Linked DNA regions of Mus musculus: region 2 is linked to region 1. A link is a loop called in an ENCODE intact Hi-C map of the cell type or tissue named here. Cell type or tissue: gastrocnemius. All regions are shown on one strand. Links, peaks and the distances in the headings refer to the core of each region. The heading gives the core; the rest is flanking DNA.

What was found. A loop is a pair of places that touch in the nucleus more often than their neighbours do. Peaks named below come from ENCODE experiments on the same cell type or tissue, not always from the same donor. Only the 100,000 strongest peaks of a DNase experiment are listed, where the experiment ranks them.
Region 2: it touches region 1 in a loop (4-fold over the local background); 1 of 42 quality-filtered maps calls a loop at or near these places.

The regions. Positions count from the first base shown.
Region 1 is chr8:81,001,886-81,009,885 of GRCm38, forward strand. It overlaps Usp38 (ubiquitin specific peptidase 38), which reads right to left. Exons shown (of 10, transcript NM_027554.2): 3 at 3,447-3,576. Among named protein-coding and RNA genes, the nearest start is that of Usp38, 9.0 kb to the right of the region's middle. In gastrocnemius, for the core only: no CTCF peak of the experiment used is centred there; no DNase peak of the experiment used is centred there; H3K27ac peaks cover 4,337 bases.
Region 2 is chr8:79,656,743-79,673,837 of GRCm38, forward strand. It overlaps Otud4 (OTU domain containing 4), which reads left to right. Exons shown (of 21, transcript NM_001256033.1): 8 at 2,167-2,221; 9 at 2,442-2,559; 10 at 2,656-2,720; 11 at 4,296-4,393; 12 at 6,983-7,083; 13 at 7,180-7,369; 14 at 8,239-8,401; 15 at 9,974-10,097; 16 at 10,859-10,914; 17 at 11,695-11,769; 18 at 12,532-12,670; 19 at 13,182-13,436; 20 at 14,304-14,344; 21 at 16,026-17,095. Among named protein-coding and RNA genes, the nearest start is that of Gm51579, 25 kb to the left of the region's middle. In gastrocnemius, for the core only: no CTCF peak of the experiment used is centred there; no DNase peak of the experiment used is centred there.

The DNA of each region.
Region 1 (8,000 bases), core at 1-8,000:
TGATGACTTTACACCAGCAACAGGGATGTAGTGGGTTAAAGGAGTAGTAGGATTCTGGGCATTTAAAGTTAGTAAATTTTATAGGACAGACAGTATTTTATAGACAGTAAAAAGAGAAGGGTTGCTCCAAAGACTAGGGCCCAAGTGAGTGGAAGCTATTGAAGATAGCTATTTATCAAGAGGGAGAGCACCAGGTTTGGGAGTAAAAATCAGTAGTGAGAGTGTGGATTTATATGAATTTAGCATTTTCGAGTATAGGCTACTCACTTCCTGAGTTAGTCAGAACATGTGTCTTTGTAATGTATTCTATCTTTCTTTTGCTGTAATAACTCTTTTTATGGAAAAAAGCACAAACAAAATCTAAATTATCTCCACTTGTCCCCCTTCCCCTTAAGAAAAGCAAAAGAGAAAGATCTGAGTTTAGATAACTGAATCAATGTGTGATGGTTTGAGTTAAGAGTGGCCCCCAAAGCCATATTTGAATGTGTAGTCAGCAGGGAGTAGAGCTATTTGAGGATTAGAAGGACTAGGAGGTGTGTCACTGGGGGTGGGCTTTGAGGTTTCCATGCCAAGTCCAGGTTCTGTCTGCCTGCTGTCTGAGGATCAGGATGCAAAGCTCTCAACTACTGCTCCAGAGTTAATGCCTGTCTGCTTCCAGCCAGGAGGATCATGGGCCAATCCTCTGAAATTGTAAGCCAGCCCCAATTAAATGCTTTCTATTATAAGAGCTTTTCTTGGTCACTGCCTTAGTTAGGACTTCATTGTTGTGAACAGACACCATGATTGAAGCAACTCTCTCTCTTTTTTAAAGAATTATTTATTTTATGTATATAATTACATTATAGCTGAATTCAGACACACCAGAAGAAGGCATCTGGTCCATTACAGATGGTTGTGAGCTACCACGTGCTGGGAATTGAACTCAGGACCTCTGGAAGAACAGTCAGTGTTCCTAACCGCTGAGGCACCTCTCCAGCACCATGAAGCAACTCTTATTAAAACAAAACCAAACATTTAATTGGGGCTGGTTTGTAATGGCGGGAACAGAGACCAGGAAGATATGATACTGGAGCTGAGAGTTCTACATCTTCATCTGCAGACAGCAGAAGGGAACTGTGTCTGGGCAGAGCATCAGCATAGGAGACCTCAAAGCCCCCTCCCCTCCAGCACACACTTCCTCTAACAAGGCCACACCTTCTAATAGTGCCACTCCCTGGGCCAAGCATACACATGTGAGTCTATGGGAGCCATTCTATTCAAATCACCATAGTCATGGTGTCTCTTTGCAGCAATACAATAGTAACTAAGACAAAATGAATACCTAATTCAAGGGCAAATAGTGAACTCAAATATAAATCTGTTATGCCTTAAGTTGGACACCTTATTTAAGTCCATGTAGCATCTATGGTTACTGTATGGTATAGAACACTTGCAGTAAGTTTGGATTAAGAAGAAAGTGGGAATGGCTAAGATCAAAAATTCAGGTGACAGCAGATGCTGGCGTGGATGTGGAGAAAGAGGAACACTCCTCCATTGTTGGTGGGCTTGCAGGCTTGTACAACCACTCTGGAAATCAGTCTGGCGGTTCCTCAGAAAATTGGACATAGTACTACCAGAGGATCCAGCAATACCTCTCCTGGGCATATATCCAGAAGATGCCCCAACTGGTAAGAAGGACACATGCTCCACTATGTTCATAGCAGCCTTATTTATAATAGCCAGAAGCTGGAAAGAACCCAGATGCCCCTCAACAGAGGAATGGATACAGAAAATGTGGTACATCTACACAATGGAGTACTACTCAGCTATTAAAAAGAATGAATTTATGAAATTCCTAGCCAAATGGATGGACCTGGAGGGCATCATCCTGAGTGAGGTAACACATTCACAAAGGAACTCACACAATATGTACTCACTGATAAGTGGATTTTAGCCCAAAACCTAGGATACCCAAGATATAAGATACAATTTGCTAAACACATGAAACTCAAGAAGAATGAAGATTGAAGTGTGGACACTGTGCCCCTCCTTAGAAGTGGGAACAAAACACCCATGGAAGGAGTTACAGAGACAAAGTTTGGAGCTGAGATAAAAGGATGGACCATGTAGAGACTGCCATATCCAGGGATCCACCCCATAATCAGCATCCAAACGCTGACACCATTGCATACACTAGCAAGATTTTATCGAAAGGACCCAGATGTAGCTGTCTCTTGTGAGACTATGCCGGGGCCTAGCAAACACAGAAGTGGATGCTCACAGTCAGTTAATGGATGGATCACAGGGCTCCCAATGAAGGAGCTAGAGAAAGTACCCAAGGAGCTAAAGGGATCTGCAACCCTATAGGTGGAACAACATTATGAACTAACCAGTACCCCGGAGCTCTTGACTCTAGCTGCATATGTATCAAAAGATGGCCTAGTCGGCCATCACTGGAAAGAGAGGCCCATTGGACACGCAAACTTTATATGCCCCAGTACAGGGGAACGCCAGGGCCAAAAAGGGGGAGTGGGTGGGTAGGGGAGTGGGAGTGGGTGGGTATGGGGGACTTTTGGTATAGCATTGGAAATGTAAATGAGCTAAATACCTAATAAAAAATGGAAAAAAAAATGGGACCCCTTGTGCTTTTCTATGTGGTGGTATGTATATGTGAGAGCAGGGCCAATGTATCTGTTATTTCAGGAGGTTGTGAACCACCCTGGTAGTATGTTGGGAACATTGCTCTGGTAGTCTTCAGGACCAGTACATTCTCTTAGCTGCTGAGCTATCTTCTAAGTCCAGTACATGTTTTGATTTATCATTATTCATAGTAACAATCAAAAAAAAAAAAAAAAAAAAAGAAGAAAGTGGACCAAAGATCAGTTAGAGCAGAGCCTGATAATGTCAGCAAAAGACAAGAGTCAAGAGGGCATAATGTCCTGGGAATTAAACAAAGACAGTGTTTTAATGAGGGAGTGACTTGGCTGAGGATGTAGATCAGGGGTGCCTAACTCTGGGCTGGATTCCTAGCACTGGGAAAAACCAAAACTCAAAACAAAAATTGTGATCAATTGTGTCCTGGGTTAGCAACACAGAATGCAGAGTCTCAAGGCAGTTAGGTGGGGCGTAGTGCTAGAAGTCTGACATTTTGCATTTGGAGCCAAGCATGGTGCCTTTCTATTTGTGTGGTTAAGACAGGAGGATTGTGAGTTTGAGGTCAGTCTGGGCTCCATAGTGAGACTGTCTCTAAAAACCAGAAGATGGAAAACAAACATCATCAAACCAACACTAACAAGAACAGAGAAACAACTAAAGTGAATGAAAACTGTTTGAAAACTGCAAACTAGTTTCAAATGACTATCTCTGTCTCACTGGCTTTGCCCCCAAAACCTATTTAAAACAAAACCAAAACTAGGAACATACTCAGAATTGTATGCACTCCAATGGGCTCATCTACTTCTACTCACCAGTTCTATTTTCAGCAAAGTAACATCTATCAAAATAGTAAACTTCTGAACAGCTGCCAGTCCTTTCAGGAGAGCAATTACCCACGTATCTACATGCTGAGCCAATGGCCAGGACAGCCAGTCAATCATTCTGAAAAAAACCAAAACAAAACACAATTATCAGTATTTAAAATACTTTCAACATTAGTTAGGAGTAGCAAGAGTTACAATAAGTAACCATTCAGTTTGTGACTCAGTATTTACTACTGAGCTTCTAGTAAAAAGAAATATACAGCAATGAATGTAACTGTGGCCTGTCTTGAAGCACTTTCTGGTCTTGTAAGCAATATATTCCCATAAGACTTTATGATAAATGATCACTTCTCATAAATGCCAAATTTCTAATGGACGCTTGATATAGGGATATCAAAAACTTGTTCAACAGTAAATGTTATAAGAGGAGTTTAAAAATCAGACATCTGATGTCTGAGTATCAACGAAGATTTCGCTTTTTGGAAAGCAATGTAATATGAAAGACGCCATTTAAAGAGGCTACAATCTGAACCCTGAAGCAGGCTCCTATACTTCTTTCAAAATCGTATACACAATGGCAACACAAGGAAACCTCCGATCATAACAGACACTGAGTATGCAAATATTCTAATGATCTGGTTTACATTACCGTCTATTTCCTTTAGTAAATATCAAGTCACTTCAATGGAAAAAAGACAAAGGAATCTGGGTTCTGATGGAGCCGCTTTCTAAAGCTAGATATATAGCACACTGAAGACCAGTACAACTCTTTGGAAAGCAGCCAGGCTACATGTTTATGAAACCTGGTGAAGCAATCTATTTAGATGGATTACATACTAATAAAAGAGTAAGGAAAATTCTTAGGTTTCTGAAGGCTTAAAAAAATCTCAATTCATGATTCATTAGTTGGGGGAATCTAACATTGGAAATACTCATCATGGCTGTACCCTCCATCAATTATTAACACAAGGAGCAATTTGCATCCTTCTAAAAAGTTTATTATTAATGTGTGAGCATGTATATATGTGTGTGGGATCTGAGGAGTGAGCTTAGGTTGCCAGAGTTGTGGAGAATATACCTCTGAGCCATCTCATCTCAATGACTGTACAAACGCAAACATAAATACCGACGACATAAGCCGGTGACCGAGAGAACACCACCACGACATCAGCACTGCCCAGCCATTTACCTTAGGGCTGGAGTACCGTCTTTGTCAGTCTTTCAGGACAGGGTCTCACAGTGTTGCCCAAGCTAGCCTTAAACTTGTGGCAATATTCTGTTGTAGGCCCCCAAGTGTTGGGTTTCTAGTAATGCACAACTTTTTTTTGTTGTTTTAAGATTTAAATGTTTTAAAAAGTATGAGGATCCCAAGTACAATGTACACTAACTGCTGTTATCTAGGTGCCCTCCATCCTCTACACAAATTTTGTTTTCTTTTTTCCTGACTTCTCACCATAACAGTAATGGTTCCAAGTCACTGGCACAGTTGCTATCTTCCAACTATTGCAGGGCTGCTTTTCAGAAAAATCTGTAGGCATTATACAGAGACTAAGGAAGACACATGTATTTCTGAAGAGTACATCCACGTCGGGGCAGGTACTGAGCTGAGCTGGTAGTGCTTTTTGGTTGGCCATGTACAGAGCTTTGCGAGGGATCATCAACACTTTGAAAGTTGACACTGCTACAGATTCCAGCTCTTGAGATGAGGATCAGAAACTAAAGGTCATCCTTGGCTACTATCAAGTTCGGGGGTGGGCAGTCTGTGATGCAGGAGATGCTGTCTCAGAAGGTAAACGCAAGCTTAGTATGGTGGTACATGCTACTTTAATTACAGCACTTGGGAGGCAGAGAGGCAGAGGCAGATCTCTGTTAATGTAGAGTCCAGAAAAGGATACATAGTAAGACTGTCTGAAGGAAGAAAAAAAGCAAAATAAAGCCTATAGCAGTATGTTGTATTCTCATGCTGGGATGATACCTTAGAGGTAGAACTCTTGCCTGGTGTATGCCTTGGGTTTGATCCTAGCACTGCAACCTCCTCCCCTAAATGTATACCCAAGCATTGTTTATGATATGGGAAAATTTAAAAAAAGTGTAACCTGCCACCGGTAAAGGAAAGAAAGGTACACTGTAGTCCTGACAACACAGAATACCATGGAGGTACGAGGACACTGTAAGATGGAAAGGTAAGAGTAGGGCATGGTGGCTCACTTGTAATCTTACTTATGAGCCCAAGGAAGGAGGGCTGCTATAAATTAGAGAATAGCCTGAATCAGAAAGTGAGATCTAAGCCAGCCTGGGGTAGACTAGAGTCTCCTCCTACCCTCCCCCCAAATAAAAGATCTGAGATATTATTAAATTAAAAATACTAGTGAGTTAAGAAACCCCAACAATTTATTTTTGTTTAAATGGAAATGAGGTAGTGTGGGCATTTCCACTTGGCTCTTTGGACTCATGTCAGAGTAGACCAAGTGCATGCAAGGCCAGGACCTTCACCTCACTTTAAAGAGAGAATTTAATGGAAGGAGGAGTAATGTACACTCACAATGTGTCTTTACTATTAACAATCATCTTATTTGCCTTTCCTGGTGTGTCTTCTTCAAGCTTCTCATTTTATAAGTCTCCATTCTACCTTACACTCATGTGCTGAAATCTAATCCTGAATCGAGAAATGAGGCCCCCGGGAGGTACAGTGCCATGACCAAGGCCCATATGACTGGGATTAGTACTCCGATAAAGGTGCTAAGGATGACTGACCCTGCACCTTCCACTATTCAAGAACATGAGAGAAGTTCTATGGTGTCTTGAGCTCAGATTTTCAACCATCAGAACTATAAGAATTGTACGTCTGCTTATAAATTAGCCAGTCTAAGGTTTTTTTTTTTTCTTTTTTTTTTCTGTTGTTGTGATTTGTTTTTAACAGCAGCCCAGACAGAAGTCATTCATGAGACAAATACCTGAGTGCTTACTCTATAGCTAGAAAGTAAGGTGTTAGGTACTGAGAGTGTTATGGACCGATATGCCTTCTGCCTGTGATTTGGAAGAAGTTAGGAAAGCTGTCAACTGTCCAAGACTCATCAGGCAGTGTTACTGCTATTTGCACTATGTATGCTCTAGATGTTATAATGCACTTTGGGATGTACTTCAGTTTCAACAGTGGCCGTCCTTTGTGTATTTCAGTCTTACAGGGATTGTGTTCTTTCATCTAATACTTTGGATTCCAGTGTTTGTAAGTAAGGCCATTTATTCCTACAGCTCAAAGAAATTCACACAGCTTTAAAACCATAACATTACATTAAAACAGGCAGGTAGCTGGGTGGTGGTGCAGGCCTTTAATTCCAGCACTTGGAAGGCAGAGGCAGGCGGATCTCTGTGAGTTTGAGGTCAGCCAGGACCACCAGGGTTATACAGAGAAACCCTGCCCTGAAAAACCAAAACTGGGCTGGAGAGATGGTTAAGAGCACTGACTGCTCTTCTGAAGGTCCTGAGTTCAATTCCCAGCAACCACACAGTGGCTCTCAACCATTTGTAATGAGACCTGATGCCCCCTTCTGGAGTGTCAGAAGCTACAGTGTACTTACATATAATAGTGAATGAATCTTTGGGCCTGGGCGAGCAGGGCCGGAACAAGCAGAGGCCCTAAGTTCAATTCCCAGCAACCACATGATGGCTCACAACCATCTGTACTCAGTGTACTCATATACATAAAAATAAATAAATAAATCTTTTTTTTTTTTAAAAGAAAAACCAAAACCAACCCCCATTCCCTCAAAAACCCTCACTAAAACAACAACAACAACAACAACAACAACGACAACAACAACAACCAGGCAATATTCTGAAAAGCAACAAAATGAGTTAACCATAAATTATGGAATATAATATAAAACCAACTTTCACTTTCCAAGGCAGCTTGAGGACTCCAGCTTTCAGTCTTATTTGGCCTACTGTTTTATAGATAGGACATTTTATACAGATAATTTGACTTGAGCATTCTTTTGAAAATTCTGAGGCAGAAAAACCAGATTCAAGTATCAAGAGACCCCTGGGGCTGAGGGCCATCTTCCTCTCAGAAGCTGCTTATATAGTGTAGCCCATGTCATTTCACTGTTCCTGGCCTGTTTCCTACTTGAATGTTGTTATACCTGTTCTTGGAATATATTTACATATGACTAACCAGACTATTGTAACAGTACAGATTTGATCTCACAAATGGTAGAGACAGAAAAATGACATCTAAGAATTATTCTTTAAAAAAAAATTATTTATTTTTATGTATGAGAGCTCTATCTATCTTTATACCTTACACCTGTGTGCCAGAAGAGGTCATCAGATTCCAATATAGATGGTTGTGAGCCACCATGTGGTTGCTGGGGATTGAACTCAGGACCTCTGAAAGAGCAGCTTTTAACCACTGAGCCATCTCTGCAGTATTTTTAAAGATAGAATTCAAGGGACTAGTGATATTAATCAACATAAGAGAAAGGATGGAGTTCCTTGCTTCTAGGTTTGTGATCTGAGAAATTAGAAGCACAAGTTACAGAT
Region 2 (17,095 bases), core at 4,458-12,457, 1.3 Mb before region 1:
GGGTTTTTTTTTGACAGAAATATTTAAATTATGAATTTATGTGTGAATGTGTGCAGACAGTTTGAGGCCGAGATGACTTGTTGCTGGAGTTATCGGTTCTTGTGAGCCTCCTGAGTAGGTCCTGGGAACTGAACTTGGATTTTCTGCAGGAGCAGTATGGAATCATAAGACCACTGTACCATCTCTGTGCTCCTCCTTTTCGCCCCTTTCTTTCTGAGGCAGGGTCTAGGTATTCCTGGATCTTACTGTGTAGCTAAGAATGACTTTCTCTCCTAATTAGCTGATTGTCTTCCCCTCCCAAGTGTTTATGGTTACAGGTGCATGTCATCATGCTTGCTTTCTAGGAATTTGTTGAATTACAATTTTCTGATTTGGACTGAGGATCTGACCATTATTTATGCTTCTACAGTGTTTGTTGTTGTGAATTTTGTCCTAATATGTGTTGATTAATTATGCACAAATAGAAATTGCCTCTCTTCTTTCCAGATACATGACCTGATCCAGATGTCAGGGGGTGGCTAAGTTATTTTAATTTGCTACCCACACTGTGTTTTGAATGCTGTAGATGTTTGTCCTATTATAGAAACAAATCCAGGGTATGACTCTGGACACAGGACTGGTAAGCCGGAGACACTTACCTGACGGGAGCAGATAGTGGTAGGAAGAGTGTGTTACTGTGCTTGGCTTCTCTTTTACACTGACCTTGAAATGTAGCTTACCTTTTACTGTAATAAAATTGCTTTAGCTGAATAGCCCAAAGATTGAGTACTTGCTCAGCATGTGGGAAGTCCCACGTCTGAGTCTGCCGTATTGGAAGGAGGGGGTAAAAAAGAAAGATGCAACAAACCCTTTTTTGTCACATAATTTTTAAGAGAGGACAAACACTGAATAACCGTTTCAAGATAGATTAAGTTAGTGTGGTCATTAGGAGGGAAGATGTGTAATATATTCTTATTTTCACATTCATATCTGGTGGGTCTTGAGTGTACTTGAAATGATGAGTGATTTTGTTGTTGTTGTTTTTCAGTCTAGACTCCAAGCTCTTGCTCCCTTTAGTGAACATTTGGAGGTTATTTTGAAACATAGAGGTGGATTTCTTAAAGAGGAGTTGTAGGATAGATACTCTAGGGGCTAAGTAGAACCTCTTTCATCTTGAGTCCCATCAGCTTCTTGGCCACCTTGTGGTCTTTGTGTCTGCTCTTCTCTGCTCTCCTCTGTGTTGTTACCTTTTTTTTTTTTTTTTTTTTAATTCAAAGGTACCTTGGCAAGGCCTTCCCTACTGCTTTTTGCTGCTGTGCTTGCTACCTTTTGTTTTTTGTAGGACTTAGTTCTTATTGTACTGGGTACCTGCCTAATTTGTGTTTTCCTTACTAGATTCTATGGGCAGCTTTTGTCTCTCACTGCTTAGCAGTCTATTAATACATAATGTGCAGCACATAGTAGGCAATGCACTTGTAGAGTCAGTGACTGAAAAGTGGGCTAATGATGGTTCTTGATTGTATTGAAGATTAGGAAGTGTTTTTTACACAAAGGTGGTTATGACTCCTGACATTTCTACAGTTGAGGTATTTGGCTTTATTATAAATGTTATAATTTGATTGTACCGATTCTTTTAAAAGCTTTGTAACACTTTTTAAAATTTGATATTGAATCTTTTGTAAATTGTTGTTTCATCCATTCAAATACTGCAACCTGCCACCACCATTTCTGTTTTTTGTTTACTAAATCAGTAAGAATTACTAGTATTAAGCCTGATTTTATATGTGCATATATGTATATTATATACATAAAATACACTTACATATAGTAAAACGTAGATGTATACATATAGTCTATATATCTAGATAGATAGATATATACTTAAATTTAGTAAAACTTAAGAGATTAGTATAGCCTAATGCTTTTGGCATGTAGTTGAGGTTGTTAAAAGTTGATTACAGCCGGGCGTGGTGGCGCACGCCTTTAATCCCAGCACTCGGGAGGCAGAGGCAGGCGAATTTCTGAGTTCGAGGCCAGCCTGGTCTACAGAGTGAGTTCCAGGACAGCCAGGGCTATAAAGAGAAACCCTGTCTCGAAAAAAAAAAAAAAACCAAAAAAAAAAAAAAAAAAAAAAAGTTGATTACATGCAAATATTCATTTTCTAATTATGGTTCTGTTCCTTTATAGGAGTAAAAGTACTGCTGCTACTGATGTGAATGGATTTAAACCCTCAGGCAGTGAGGTATTTTTAATTTTTTATGATTTTTAACTTTTTTATATGTAAAGAACCTGTGATTTTTGATGGTCCTCTTCTGTAGTCAGGGTTGCTTTGCTAGTAAGAAACTGATTTGCTGCTTCCTGTTTTATTTTTAAGATTTTGTGTTGTTTGCTTTTGTGCATATTTGAAACAGTGTTTTAAAAGCATTTCTGTGTTGATTGGACTTCTGACGTTGTTTATTTAGAACCCTAAGAACAATGGGAACTCAGCTGACCTTCCTTTGTCCAGAAAGGTTCTTAAGTCACTCAACCCAGCAGTCTATAGAAATGTGGAGTATGAAATTTGGTTGAAGTCTAAACAAGGTGAGTTAAACCTAAATCTTCTGAAAGATTGCCTTGTAGCACTTGAAGATAATGAAATTTTACAGTATATTCTAATGAATTTTTTTAAACTAACAGCTCAACAAAAACGTGATTATTCCATTGCTGCTGGCTTACAGTATGAAGTTGGAGATAAATGCCACGTAAGTGATGTCTACCAAGTGAGAAAGTGACCTGAATTGAATCTTAAATTTTCTGATAATTTCCAAAGGAACAGTCAACTAAAATTTGACCATAGTTATAATTTGAATTTCAGAATTCAATCATACAAGTAAAAAGACTCATCTTAATGCTGAAATTTACACATTTGTAGAGCCACAGTTTTATTGTTAATTGTTTTGTTTTTGAGACAGTGTCTCACTGTATAGTTCAGGCTGGCCTGGAACTATGTAGACCAGACTGGTCTGGAGGTCACACAGATCTGCCTGCCTCTGCCTTCTGAATTCTGGACCTTTGTCCATTTTATTTGAATACAGTTTACCTGAAATCTTAAGCAACTGGAATGATACACAGGTGACTTGCTTACTCATGTATGTAGGATATATTTTAAACTTTTTGGTAGAAATAGCTGTTTAAAAAAAGGCTAGTGAAGCTAAATGTGGTAATGCATATCTTTAACCTCAGGGCTTGGGGTGACAGAGGCAAGTGGGTTTTTGTACGTTCATGGCCAGTCTGCTTGGTCTACATAGAGTTCCAGGCTAGCTAGGACTATACAGTGAGACACTGTCTCAAAAACAAAACAAAACAAAAAGGCTGGCAGGATGGCTCAGCAGAGTCCTTTTGCTCTTTCAGGGAATCTAGACTTGGTTCCTAGTACCCGTATCAGGAGGTTTAAAACTGAGTTCTCCAGCTCCAAATGATTTGGTGCCCTTTTCTGACAACTGAGCACTCCACAGGTGGCAGAAGAAACCTACACGTAAAAATTTAAGAACTTTTAAGTTACTCTTTAAAAACCATTTTTATTGTAAAACTTTCTTGAGAAAAAGCAATTAATGAGGAATGAGATGTCAGCTCAGGTGATATCAGGTAACTCTGATAGTAACACTTGGACAAAAGGGAGTCTCTTTGTAGAGCAGAGCTGCGTTTACTGTGCTGCCTTACTGATGCAGCCATTGGCTGTGCACGCTGTTAGTGTGTGCAGTTTGCCTAGAAGAAACTTGAAGGCATCCATAGCCACACAGTTCAGTCAGTTATTAGTGGGGTTGGTAAGGAACAGTAGAAGCATCCCTTTTTAAGGAGCATTATTACATAGTTGTAGTATAAAAACAGAAAGATAGTAGTAATAACGGTACCCTCATTTGTAGAGTGGCTGCTATGTAGACTGCTGTCCCTGTATGATATATCTCTCCATTGCATCTCTAGGAGTTCTCTGTTATATTATTTTCTGTTGTTAGCTCCAATTTGCATATGAGCAGACAAGGTAAGTAAATTGTCCACGGTTGTTGCTTGCTGTAGAAGACAGGCGTGGAGATGCAAAGCCAGGGTGGGTTGATAGACAGCTGCTGGTGTATGCGTTGCTTACAGTTGGATGGGTTTTGCTGCCGCTTGACATATTTATTAATAACACGTCCAAACATTGGACAGAAAAAACAGTCTTTTAGGTAGAGAGATACGGTGCCTTAGGGATACAGATTCTGTTGAAGCTCTTTTGTACTTATTTCTCTTTCCTGATAAATGTTTACATTATCAGGTGTCTGATGTTTCTTTCTGGTGTTCAGCAGGTTAGATTGGATCATAATGGGAAATTATCTAATGCAGACATTCATGGGGTTCACTCTGAGAATGGACTGGTTTTGTCTGAAGAACTGGGGAAAAAGTACGTATTCTTTAGCTAAGGTGTTTGCTACCTTAGATTTAGCCTGTTACAAATTGATTACTTCTAGATGCCTCTGTATTTAGAATTTCAATAAAATGTATTACCTGTATATAAAAATTTAATAGGTTAGATCTTTAGAAAAATCATGAGGGGTGGTGGAATTGACTTGCAAAGGAACTGATATTTCTCTATCTCTTTACCTATTTTGTTTTTTTGAGAAACGATTTCTGTGGGTAGCTCTGACTGTCCTGGTACTCAATTTATAGACTAGGCTGACCTCAAACTCCTGAGTGCTGGAATTAAAGGTGTGAGCTACTGCAACCTGGTGCAAAGGAACTGCTTATAAAGCTGGGCCGATTATAATGAGGGCAGATGACTTGAGTACAAGGCCAGCATAGTATGGTCTACATAGAAGTCTAGGATAGCCAGGGATACATAGACCACATCCCAGTCTTCCCTTCCTTTTCCCAATAACAAAATCCAGGAACTGAGTTTTTACATCTCTAACATCTACATAAAGAACAGGCAAGGCTGTGTGACCTGCCACTTGAGTGTTGGGGATCAGAAGTGGGTGGGTCCCAGGTGCTCCTAGCCTATGTAAAATGAGCTGCGAGTTCATTGAGAGACTATGCCATAGACATTTTTGGGAGAAGCATGCACTCCCCTAGAAAAAGAAGAGTATTTGAATTTAGATAAAATGTTTTGCTCACTCTGGTATATTTTACAAATGCTAGTTTTACTGCCTACAGTTTACAACACATTGTCCACAGGTGCAGCTGGAATTATGCGGTTATTAAATGGGGACTTTGGAGAGAGAACAGGCACTGCGTTTCTTTCTGTTTTCTCAGTTCTGAGCACTCTGCAATAAGTAGTGTGTCAGTGTCTGCGTATGCGGGTACCTCAAACTGCAGCACTTGGGAGGCAGGTAGATTTCTCAGGCCAACCTGGTCTACAGAGGGAGTTCCAGAGGAACTAGGCTACAAAGTGAGACTCTGTTTTAAAAAATGTCAGTATTGTCATGTAGTATAGAAAATACTGCTGACTTATCGCGGTGCCATTTTAATGCACCTTTTGTTTGAGTTACTGGTGTTAGCTTACTAAAGGAAAATGTAATAAATCACACCTTGACCTGTACTAAGAAAACAAATTTAAATATATGTGACTGTAAGTTGAGTAGTGCAGTGAACTCCAATATAACCAACACCCACTTGTAGCAACACAGATCATTTCTTCACTATACTTTATATTATCTGTTTGCTTGACTTTTTTTAATTTTTAATTTTCTTGTTTTTGATACAGGGTTTCTCTGGGTAGTTCTGGCTGTCTTGGAACTCACTATATAGTCTAGGCTGATCTCAGACTCAGATCCTCCCACCTTTCCCTCCAGAGTGCTGGGATTACAGGCATGTGCCGCCGCACCCGGCACTTACGTAATAATTTTAATCAGCTTTTTGTTTGTTTGTTTTGAAGCAACATCTCATGTGCCACTATGCCTGGCTTTTACCATATCCTTTAATAGGAAAAAATTTACATGTTTTATATCAAGTATGGATATTTTACTGTACTGTATTATCCTGTCCTGTCCTGTCCTATCCTGTCCTATCCTGTGATGTTTACAAGTATCTCTAACAGTAAGGTTCTCTCTTGTTGCCTTAACTATAGTGCCATTAGGAGAATAGCAGAAAAGAAATTGCTCCTTAATTTGTTACTTAATTTTTATTTAAGGCCTTGTATTATTTCATTTTTAAAGTTAATGCTAGAAGTTTGGATTGCTAATGCTGGTTATACTTCAGTTTTAATGTTTATTTAAAACTTTTTTTTTAATGGTGTTGGGGATTGAACCCAGTGTCTTGCACATGGTAATATAATAAGCAAATATTCACTGAATGACATCTATGTCTAGTTTTTCTAATTTATTTTTAGTGTAAGAACTAAAGGTGTGGTGGTACGTGCCTTTTAATCCTAGCACTTGGGATACAGGGGCAGGAGGATCTAGTCTGGGATATATCGAAACTTTCAGGCTGGCCAAGAGTATATAGTGAGACCCTGTCTAGGGAAAAAATTAAAATTAGCACTTCTATTTGCCTGCATGTGTGTGTGTGTGTGTGTGTGTGTGTGTGTGTATGTATGTATGTATGTATGTATGTGTGTATGTATTTTTTGAGGCAAGATTTCTCTACAGCTCTGGCTGTCCTAGAACTTACTTTATAGATCAGGCTGGCCTCTGAATTCAGAGATTAAAAGTATATGTCAGTATGCCTAGTTTAAATTAGCAAATCTTGTGTAAGTTGACAGCAGAGTATCTATGCAGGGTATTTGTTTTAGTGTTCTTTTAAACTGATTGTTTTAGATTTACTTATTTGATGTGTATGAGTGTTTTGGCTGCATGTATCATGTAGTGCATGCATGTATCATGCCTGAGGAGGCCAGAACATTGGATCCTCTGGTACTGGAGTTAGGGTGGTGATGAACCACTTCATGGTTCTGAGAATTAGACAGGTCCCCTAGAAGGGTAGTCAGTGTTTCTGACTGCTGAGTTGTCTGCCTCTCCAGTTGAGTTACTAGCAAATACTTTTGTTTATTTTGAAGACATACACCGAAGAACCTCAAGCCACCTCCCCCAGAAAGCTGGAACACGGTGTCAGGAAAGAAGATGAAAAAACCTAATTCTGGGCAAAATTTCCATTCAGGTAAGTTCACATCAAAGTTGTCTTTAGGATTATGATAGTAGTTCTTGGAGTTGTTTACGTCAGGGAAATTGTGAGGTCTCTTTCTATTTTCCACAGATACAGATTACAGAGGGCCAAAGAATCTAAACAAGCCAATCAAAGCCCCATCTGCACTACCTCCTCGACTCCAGCATCCTTCATCGGGTGTAAGACAGCATGCATTCTCCAGTCATTCTACAGGGTCCCAGTCTCAGAAATCCTCCAGTGAGCATAAGAATCTAAGTAGGATGCCCTCACAGATCACAAGGTAACCTCCCTGAATTGAAGAGAAGCACGTTGCTGCATGTCCTTCATTATAATTCATCTTTTTAGTTACACGTTCTAGGTCATACTTGTTTATAATGTAGTGTTGAAAAGAAATGTTGACAGAACTTCAAACAGTACACAGTAATACTACAATACACAGGAATAAGCCTTTATTTCTGAATATTTTGTTCCAAGTGTTGCAAACTTCTTGTTAGTTTTGTCAGGGTTTCTCATCAGTGTGGAGAGCCAAATAATAATCTGCAGGAGACAAGAAGGTAGATTGGTTAAACATGACTCAGTAGCTGGTATTGGTTAAAACTTTGTCTGCCCCCCAGGTAATTTATTCTAGGCATATTTAAGTAATTGTTAAAAAAATTCCTGGTGATAAATAACTCAATTTTGTATCACAATAAAGCTTAAGAGATGACTCCATTAAATGCTTTCTAATGTACCTGTGATATTTTCATAAAGATGGGATCTATATATTGAGAAACTCACAGTAAAGTTCTTGGGGGAGGATCTCATTTGGTCTCAGCCACACAGAGAGCACAGAGGGAACGATGCTTGTTCTTTTTTTCTTTTCTTTCTTTTCTTTCTTTTTCGAGACAGGGTTTCTCTGTGTAGCCCTGGCTGTCCTAGAACTCACTTTGTAGACCAGGCTGGCCTCGAACTCAGAAATCCACCTGCCTCTGCCTCCCGAGTGCTGGGATTAAAGGCGTGCGCCACCACGCCTGGCAGGCAGCGGTCTTAAGTTAGAGTGTCTCGGTGTAGCTCGTTCAGTTGGCTGTTTGCTTGTAATGCAGACTAGATCATTGCATTTTTGTTCTCCGTGCATTTGCCTTTCCCCTGAAAGAATGTTTTATTTGACAGAAAACCTGACCGTGAAAGGGCTGAGGACTTTGATCACGTGAGTCGTGAATCTTACTATTTTGGCCTCTCCCCAGAAGAACGCAGAGAGAAGCAAGCTATTGAAGAGTCTCGTTTACTGTATGAGATTCAGAACCGGGATGAACAGGCTTTCCCTGCCCTTTCTGTACGTATGTTGAGCTTGGGAGGTTAATGTTTAGAAGTCTTTCTCAGTGCAGTTTGTAGTACATAATTTCAGGTGGTGGACTTACATTTTCAAACTGGAAATACTTTAATTAGTACATCGACTTTGATTCTGTGTGCTTGTCATCACAGCCACTTGAGAAGCAAGAGAGGCCATCTTGTATAGTAAGATTGCGTGCCAACATAGGAGGGAGGGGAAGTAAAGGTAGAACGTGTCGTAATCCTGGTCTAGAGATGCTGCTGAGACAACTGCTGACAGCTAAGCCAGTGGTTGGTTTGGTCACCTAACAGTTACGAGTATTTCCTTTCAGACTGACTTGTGATCTGCAAGCTAATCCTGCAGTGGAGAGACTCAGTTCTCAGTTGACCATTTACAAGGTTTTTCTGAGCACTCAGGAAAGTTTGATCACTTGTACATTAAACACTTAAGTGTGCTCACCATACTGTTTTGGGCAAGAAGCACATGTCTTGTTCCATGTGTCGGTCGCTGGGCTGTACTGGATACTTGTCTGATGAAAGGAATAGCTCCATCTTTATTTCTTTTAACTTTGGGATGCAATCAGAAAGGAGAACTATTGTCCTGTGGGTGAGGGTTCTCAATTTAAGTCTAGGCAAATGGTATAGCATGGCAACCCTGACTGAAGCAAGGGGGAGTGCTGTTGAAGGCTCCTCATTATTCCACAGATAGTATCAGAGCTGCACGTGTTCACTTTTCTGTTTTCTGAGAGAGAAGCTCAGGTTGAGAGCTTATTTGAGTAGTCCTGTCTGGAGCTTGGGGACGGTTGCAAAAGGTACCCGAGGCAAGTACGGTCTGTGCTCAGTGCTCCCTCACACATTTTCAGTTGTTTTCACATAGCTTTGCTTAGCGAAACTGACATTAATATTCACTCTTTATTCAAACTTCTCTTAACTAGCGAATGGCAAAAGCAGTGCCACTGGGCTACTTGCACACTTTAGATTGACATTGATGTGCTGGGTCTGATAGTGGCTTAGTTTTTTACTAGAAACTGGAATAGAAGACTAGGCCTATTTCCTGTTGTGTGATTAAGAGCGCTGTAGCAGGAGTTGAGAACCGTTGGTGATAATTCATCTTAAAAACCCAACTTACTGTGTCTGGTCCCTTCACTTTCCCAGTAATACGTGTTGTTCAGAGCTCAGATGGTTTACTCTTGACTGGATCGTTTCAGTAACACCTGATAATTGAGATTTTCCCCATTACAACAGACCTTGGGAGGGTTGGTAGCAAAGATATTACTGTGTCAGTTTCAAGATAATAGCTTGGTCAGTGTGATCTCTTGAAACTGATAAATGAAGTATTAATTTAGCCCGAATGTCTGATTATCTGATACTTAATTTAGTAGTAGACTATTATAGTAGAATATATAATTGAATGTGGATTCTAGATGATAGCCGTAATTAACTATCCAGTAGATTCTGAAGTATAAAACTATAAGGCTCTAAACTTGGAGAGTTTTGATTAGAAGTATGAATGTTATTTGTAGAGCTTGTATACATATTTGTAAAATTTTAATACCAGTATGATTTTATTTTAAAGAGTTCATCAGTCAGTCAGTCACCTTCTCAGAATAGCAATGCGTGTGTCCCAAGGAAGTCTTCACATGCAAGGGACAGGAAAGGAAGCATGCGGAGAGCAGACGCAGAGGAACGAAAGGACAAAGGTACACTGCTTTATCACTGAAGATACATGACATCTCTGACTGTTTCAAGTCAGACATATTTCTTGCCTTATTTGTAGTTTAATTTCTGCAGTTTTATGTATTCAAGTAAACTGATCTGGAAATTATAAATGACGAGTACCAGAAATACTTGCTGTGAGTCCAACTGAGTGCAGTTTTGAGTAGCAAGGTGATGTTTGTGCTATCCTGCTGCTTCCTGTACACATGTGGATGGATGGCCAGGGTTTCCATGCTGTGTGTGCTGCCTGCCCACTGGCCTCTTATAGTCAGCCACCTTGAGTGTCTCCTTGAGTGGGCGTGGCAGTGCCTGTGTTCTAGCAGTGCCTCCATAGTGCAGAGTAGAGATGCTGGCAATGTGAGTAGAAGAAAGAGAAGTCCTAGAGTCCTCTCTTTAAATGAAAAGGTAGAAGTATACTGTCTTTGTAAGAGGTTACATTCATGTAACTTCTATTACAGACTATCTGAATTCTTTTTTACTGCAGTAGTAGTTGCTGCTGATTTATAGATACAGAGAAAAATTCATAGTATAAAACTGGGTTTATACAAAGTTTGAGATATCAGCTGGTGCATCTACTATAGATAAGAAGGGATTGGTGTATTTGGAAAAGATACTTAAAATTGTTAAGCTGTCCATCTGGTGTCATATATTTGACATAGGAGACAAATATTGATATGAGCTAAGACAGTACTTGTATTTCTGTATTTAAATCAACTGCCTTTTTTAAATTCTTGATCTGTTGCAGACTCTCTACGTGGCCATACTCATGTGGATAAAAAACCGGAGCCAAGCACACTGGAGGTAAAGGTCTTAAATATATTGAAAACATTTGCTTACCTATTACGTGCGCATGCATGGGTGTGTGACCACCATAGTGTATATGTGGAGAGCAGAGATCAGCTTTATCTCCTGCTACGTGAGTCCCAGGGATTGAGCTCAAGCCACTAGGCTTAGTGGCAGGTACTGTAGCTGCTGAGCCATCCCACCAGTCCCAAACGGTTTAAATATTAGTTGCTTCTTGTTCCTTAATGTTGTGATAGTGTAAGAGGCTCGGTAATGAGATTGAAAGCATTTAGACATTTTATAATTTAATAGAAAAATGGAAACTGGGATGAAGAAGGTGGAGGCCATTAACATTCCATTGCTTCCTAAGGTTACTTCAGGTGCCTGATAGGAAGAGTTGCAAAACAGTGGTTTTCGTGTTTAGTTTTTGTTGTTGTTTTGTTTTATATTTTTGTTTATCAAGACAGGGTTTCTCTGTGGAACTCTGGCTGTCCTATAACTTGCTCTGTAGACCAGGATGGTCTCTGTCTCAGAGATCTGCTTAACCTCTGCCTTCCAAGTGCTGGGATGAAAGACATTCACTACTATGTGGGATCTTAGTGTTTAATCTTCATCACTCTACAGAGTGAGATCTGTAAAGGAGACTGTTAACACTCTTGAAAGTCATACCCCAAATAAAAGCTGCTTGGTACTGTGATATAGTGATGCACAGGCCAAATTAAACGGGAGTGGGTTCTCAGTAAACTATCCAAAATGGAGGTCTCTTAATCACAGTATGACTTTTCTTTTTGATCAAAGATCAGCGATGATAAATGTACAAGAGTTTCATCACCATCTAAGTCAAAGAAAGAGTGCCCATCTCCTGTAGAACAAGTAAGTTTATTGAACTTGGTGTAAGGGTGACCATCTCGGTTTCTTTACTCTGTATGTGAAAACATCTGTTTTGTAGATGGTAGAATTTATTTCAGACATAATGTGGGTGCTCTTAACATTTTCTTAATTTATTCTTTTTAGTCTGGATTGTTGTAAAATTCTGGAATGTCATTTTTTAGCCATTCTCTGGCCATTACTGTGACTTGATTTTGAGCGAAGTTTACAATTGCTAACTTTTATGTTTGGCATCCTTGTTTATTTTTGTGCTGGTTCAGCTGGAAAATAAAAAAGAACATTAAAAATATCTCTAGAAGTCGTGTGCATTATCACTAATGAATTCTTCTATATGCATTTAAAAGGACTAGTAGTTTGCCAAGTAAATGAACACTCTTGACTATCTGCAGACATTTTGGTTCTTGGTCTAATGCTGTTTCCTCAATATACTTTGTGTTAGCAAAATGAATGTACTTAAGTGCATTTTTAAAATTTTTGTGTAAGATTCTTCTAGGGGGGAAAAAGCCAAGAACTTCTGTGATTTTTTTTTTTTTTTTCACTTGCCTTTAAAAGCTTGTTTCTTGGCGCTAGGCAAATTTGTTAATATGAAATGTGTCATGTGGTATTCTTGGCCAGTAAGTGAACTCTGAGACTGGCATGAATAATTTATAGTAGGGCCTTTTATACTTCACTCAAAATAAATTTGTTACTAAAACGTGTTAAAGCAAAATGAATTTTTCTTCTCTTTTTTACCTGCCATTCTTGAAGAAGCCAGCAGAACATATACCTTTGTCAAATCCAGCTCCCCTTCTAGTTTCTCCAGAAGTACATCTCACTCCTGCGGTGCCTTCTTTACCAGCCACTGTGCCAGCCTGGCCAAGTGAACCTACAACTTTCGGACCAACAGGTTAGAGAAGGATTTGGAAAAACTTCCAACCAGTTCACAGTGCCTTTCAAATCAGAAGTTTCAAGTTCTTGAGTGAGGTCTGGACCACAGCAGACTTAGGAATGTGGAGTTCTTAGTGTTTCTCATGGTTCTAGAAGGCTCAGGGCCTGTGCGTGGTGTTCGTTGGGGTATGCTTTTATCATTGTGGGTGTGTGACCCCCATTGTCAGATTGTTGTCTTTGGTTGCTCAACAGTGACTGGTGTCACAGTTTGTGTTTCCTCTGTAGGCAATATTATTTATTACAGCTCCTTTAGGACTCCTCACAAGGACATTTTATTGGGGGAAACTATAGTTAGAATACTTTGACTCAGCTTATTTCCTGGGTTGTTACTAAGGTACCTAAGGTAGCTTACTGTTCGCTACTTTACAGTGTGTATAAGTTGTGCAGTATTGTTAGTTTACTACAGATATTTCTAAATGAAAATAACTTTGACTTTTTTTATAGTTTTTTTTTTTCTTCCCCTATCTTAGGTGTCCCTGCTCAGATTCCCATTTTGTCAGTGACACAGACCACTGGACCTGATGCTGCCGTGTCACAAGCGCATTTAACACCTTCTCCGGTTCCTGTGTCAATTCAGGCAGTTAACCAGCCCTTGATGCCTTTGCCTCAGACAATGAGCCTCTATCAAGACCCCCTCTATCCTGGGTTTCCTTGTAGTGAGAAGGGAGATCGAGCCATTGCACCACCTTATTCACTGTGTCAGACCGGGGAGGACCTGCCTAAAGGTGAGGCCTTCTCCAGCCTCGAGTTCCTGTTTCCTCAGGCACACAGAGTTAGTGAGAAAGAGCCATTGAAAGGGCTCGGTGAAGAGCAGAGACGTATCATTTGAGTGTTCCGGCCTGTGTCAGCTTGGGCTTGGTAGGAAGTGAGGTCTGTGCTTAGCCAAGCCTCTCATGCTCGCTTTGTTTGTTTGCTTTCCCTTTCCATAAATAACTTTGACAGCTTTGAAATCATTTCTAAGCTTTAATCAATTTATTTTGTTAAAGAATTTATCTTATGTGTGTGAGTACACTGTAGCTGTCTTCAGATACACCAGAAGAGGGCATCAGACCCCATTACAGATGGTTGTGAGCCACCATGTGGTTGTTGGGATTGAATTCAGGACCTCTGGAAGGGCAGTGGACAGTGCTTTTAACCGCTGAGCCATCCAGCCCAAGCTTTAATGTATTTTGTAGGCCGGGAGTTATACTCGGCTTCAGCCTACTGAGTTCTAGGTTATAAGTACGCACTACCAATATCTGATTTGATTTTTATATTTTTATATTTGATATTTATATTTTTCACTGTTTTCATTTTGTAATTTTTGAAACCACAACAGAGTATAATGTTTATCTGAATTTCTCCCAGATTGAATTTTAATCAGATGAACTTAATTTCAGCTATTTGGGGATTTAGATATTAATACAGAGGAAAATGTAGCAGACTTGAAATTGCCCTCTAGTCACGCCTGTTTTTAGTTATGTTTCTATTTCTGTGTTTTACTGCACAGACAATATAGCAGGAAAATGTCTCTAGAGCTTTAATAGTTGATTTTGGCAGAAAGAAAAAGCTTTGACTATGCAATTTTAATGAAAAAAAAATTTTTTTTTCAGATAAGAATATTCTTCGATTCTTCTTCAATCTCGGTGTAAAGGTATTTACATCTTATCTTTTTATAGTTAACCTCATCACTGTAAATAGTTAAAATTTAAAATATTTAACTCTTAATTGGTAATTTAAGGTTTACTAAATGGTACCTTTTATGTTTGGTAATGGTACAGGTTCTAGTTTTTTTTGCTTGCGTTTTTCTTTTTCTTTTTTCTTTCTCTCTCTCTCTCTCTCTTTTTTTTTTTTTTGGTTTTTTGAGACAGGGTTTCTCTGTAGCCCTGACTGTCCTGGAACTCACTCTGTAGACCAGGTTGGCCTTGAACTCAGAAATCTGCCTGCCTCTGCCTCTTGCTTTTTCTTTTAATTGATAATAGTTTGGCATTGGAATATACGAAGGGACAAACCAAGTTCCTGGACTGTTGTTCATGGGAATGTCCTTGATGGGAGTTAGAAGAAAGGTCTTAGTATGAAGTTGTGCTCTAGCACATTTAGGTCTGTATCCTGTACAAGCTACTGGGTGTTTCTGAAGCCTCCTAGTCATGGTTATGCAAAGCTGCCCCTGTTGAGAGAGGGCTGGAGGGCTGGTGAGATGGCTCAGTGGTTAAGAGCATGGACTGCTCTTCCAAAGGTCCCGAGTTCAGATCCCAGTAACCACATGGTGGCTCACAACCATCTTTTAACAAAAATCTGATGCCCTCCTCTGGAGTGTCTGAAGACAGCAACAGTGTACACACATATAATCAATCAATCAATCAATCAATCAATCAATCTTAAAAACTTAAAAAAAAAAGAGAGGACTGGCGGAAGTAACATAGAAAGCTTCTTTCTGTAAGGTGGGAACATAGCAGAGTTAGTGGGGGCGCAGGGGAAGTGACTAAAAGAACAAAAAGCTTTTCTTAGAAAGAGGCCACAGGACAGTTATGTCAGTGTTCTGTCTTTGACGGGAATTCATTTCTGTCTTTTCTAGAAACATGGATTAAATATCAGGTATCCCAATCAATCCTGTAGCTAGCCGTAGGAAGCCATACGCTGTGTCTATTGCCTGGTTACATTTACCTAGGTCATGCTCGACTTTTTTCATAATTTGGTTTTTTTAATTGAATACCAACAAAGGAAGGATTTAAAGCATTTCTTTTTCATCTTTATCCTTTGTTAAGAGGTCTGATATGTTTTTGTTTTTTGTTTTTTTGTTTTTTTGTTTTTTTTTTTTTGAGACAGGGTTTCTCTGTATAGTCCTGGCTGTCCTGGAACTCACTCTGTAGACCAGGCTGGCCTCGAACTCAGAAATCCGCCTGCCTCTGCCTCCCGAGTGCCGAGATTAAAGGTGTGCGCCACAACGCACCCGGCATGTTTTTGTTGTTGTTGTTTTTTGAGGTCTGATATGTTAATCCTTGGGTACTGGAGTACTTTGAGGACTCCTAGTTAATGAGCTCTGTTGGAGACTGTGTCTTGTTTGAGCATTTTTTGGCAGGCTAGTGAATGGGTGTAGCTAAATTCTCAGTGGCTATGATGATGCATTTTCCTTTTAATCTGTATCAGGTCAGAACCTAGGGAAACCAGGTCAAGAAGTGATGACTGGATTCTAGCTCTTTTCATGTTGGTCCCCACTGTGATCCTGTACTTGTTTGATGTTTTATATGCATGAGCGACTTAGCTTAACCTAAATACTTTCAGAAAGACAGCTTTTTAACCTCTCATTTCTATTTTGATATTTTTTTGTCTTTCAGGCATATAGTTGTCCTATGTGGGCCCCACATTCTTACCTATATCCTCTGCACCAGGCCTATATGGCAGCCTGCAGGATGTACCCAAAGGTCCCTGTTCCCGTGTATCCTCAGAATACTTGGTTCCAAGAAGCCCCTCCTGCTCAGAGTGAAAGTGACTGTCCTTGCACCGATGCCCACTACTCTCTGCACCCCGAGGCCAGTGTTAATGGTCAGATGCCACAGGCAGAGATGGGACCGCCTGCATTTGCATCACCTCTGGTTATCCCTCCATCTCAGGTGTCTGAAGGTCATGGACAATTGTCTTACCAACCTGAACTGGAGTCTGAGAACCCAGGGCAGCTTCTTCATGCTGAATATGAAGAGTCACTTAGTGGCAAGAACATGTACCCACAACAGTCTTTTGGGCCTAACCCATTTTTAGGTCCTGTTCCCATTGCACCTCCTTTCTTCCCTCATGTTTGGTATGGGTATCCTTTTCAGGGATTCGTAGAAAATCCTGTAATGAGGCAAAATATTGTCCTGCCCCCTGATGATAAAGGAGAATTGGATTTGCCTTTGGAGAATCTAGATCTGTCTAAAGAATGCGATTCTGTCTCAGCAGTAGATGAGTTCCCAGACGCCAGAGTTGAAGGTGCACATTCTCTGTCTGCAGCGAGTGTGAGCAGCAAGCACGAAGGCCGAGTGGAGCAGTCGTCCCAGACCCGGAAGGCAGACATAGACTTGGCTTCAGGTTCTTCTGCAGTGGAAGGAAAGGGTCATCCTCCCACTCAGATTCTAAACAGAGAAAGAGAACCTGGGTCTGCTGAACCTGAGCCTAAGAGGACCATTCAAAGTCTGAAAGAAAAACCAGAGAAAGTAAAAGATCCCAAGACTGCTGCTGATGTGGTCAGCCCTGGGGCCAATTCTGTGGATAGATTGCAAAGACCAAAAGAAGAGAGTTCAGAAGATGAGAATGAAGTATCTAATATTTTGAGAAGTGGCAGATCCAAGCAGTTTTATAATCAAACTTACGGAAGCAGGAAGTACAAAAGTGATTGGGGCTCTTCTGGTCGAGGTGGCTATCAACACGT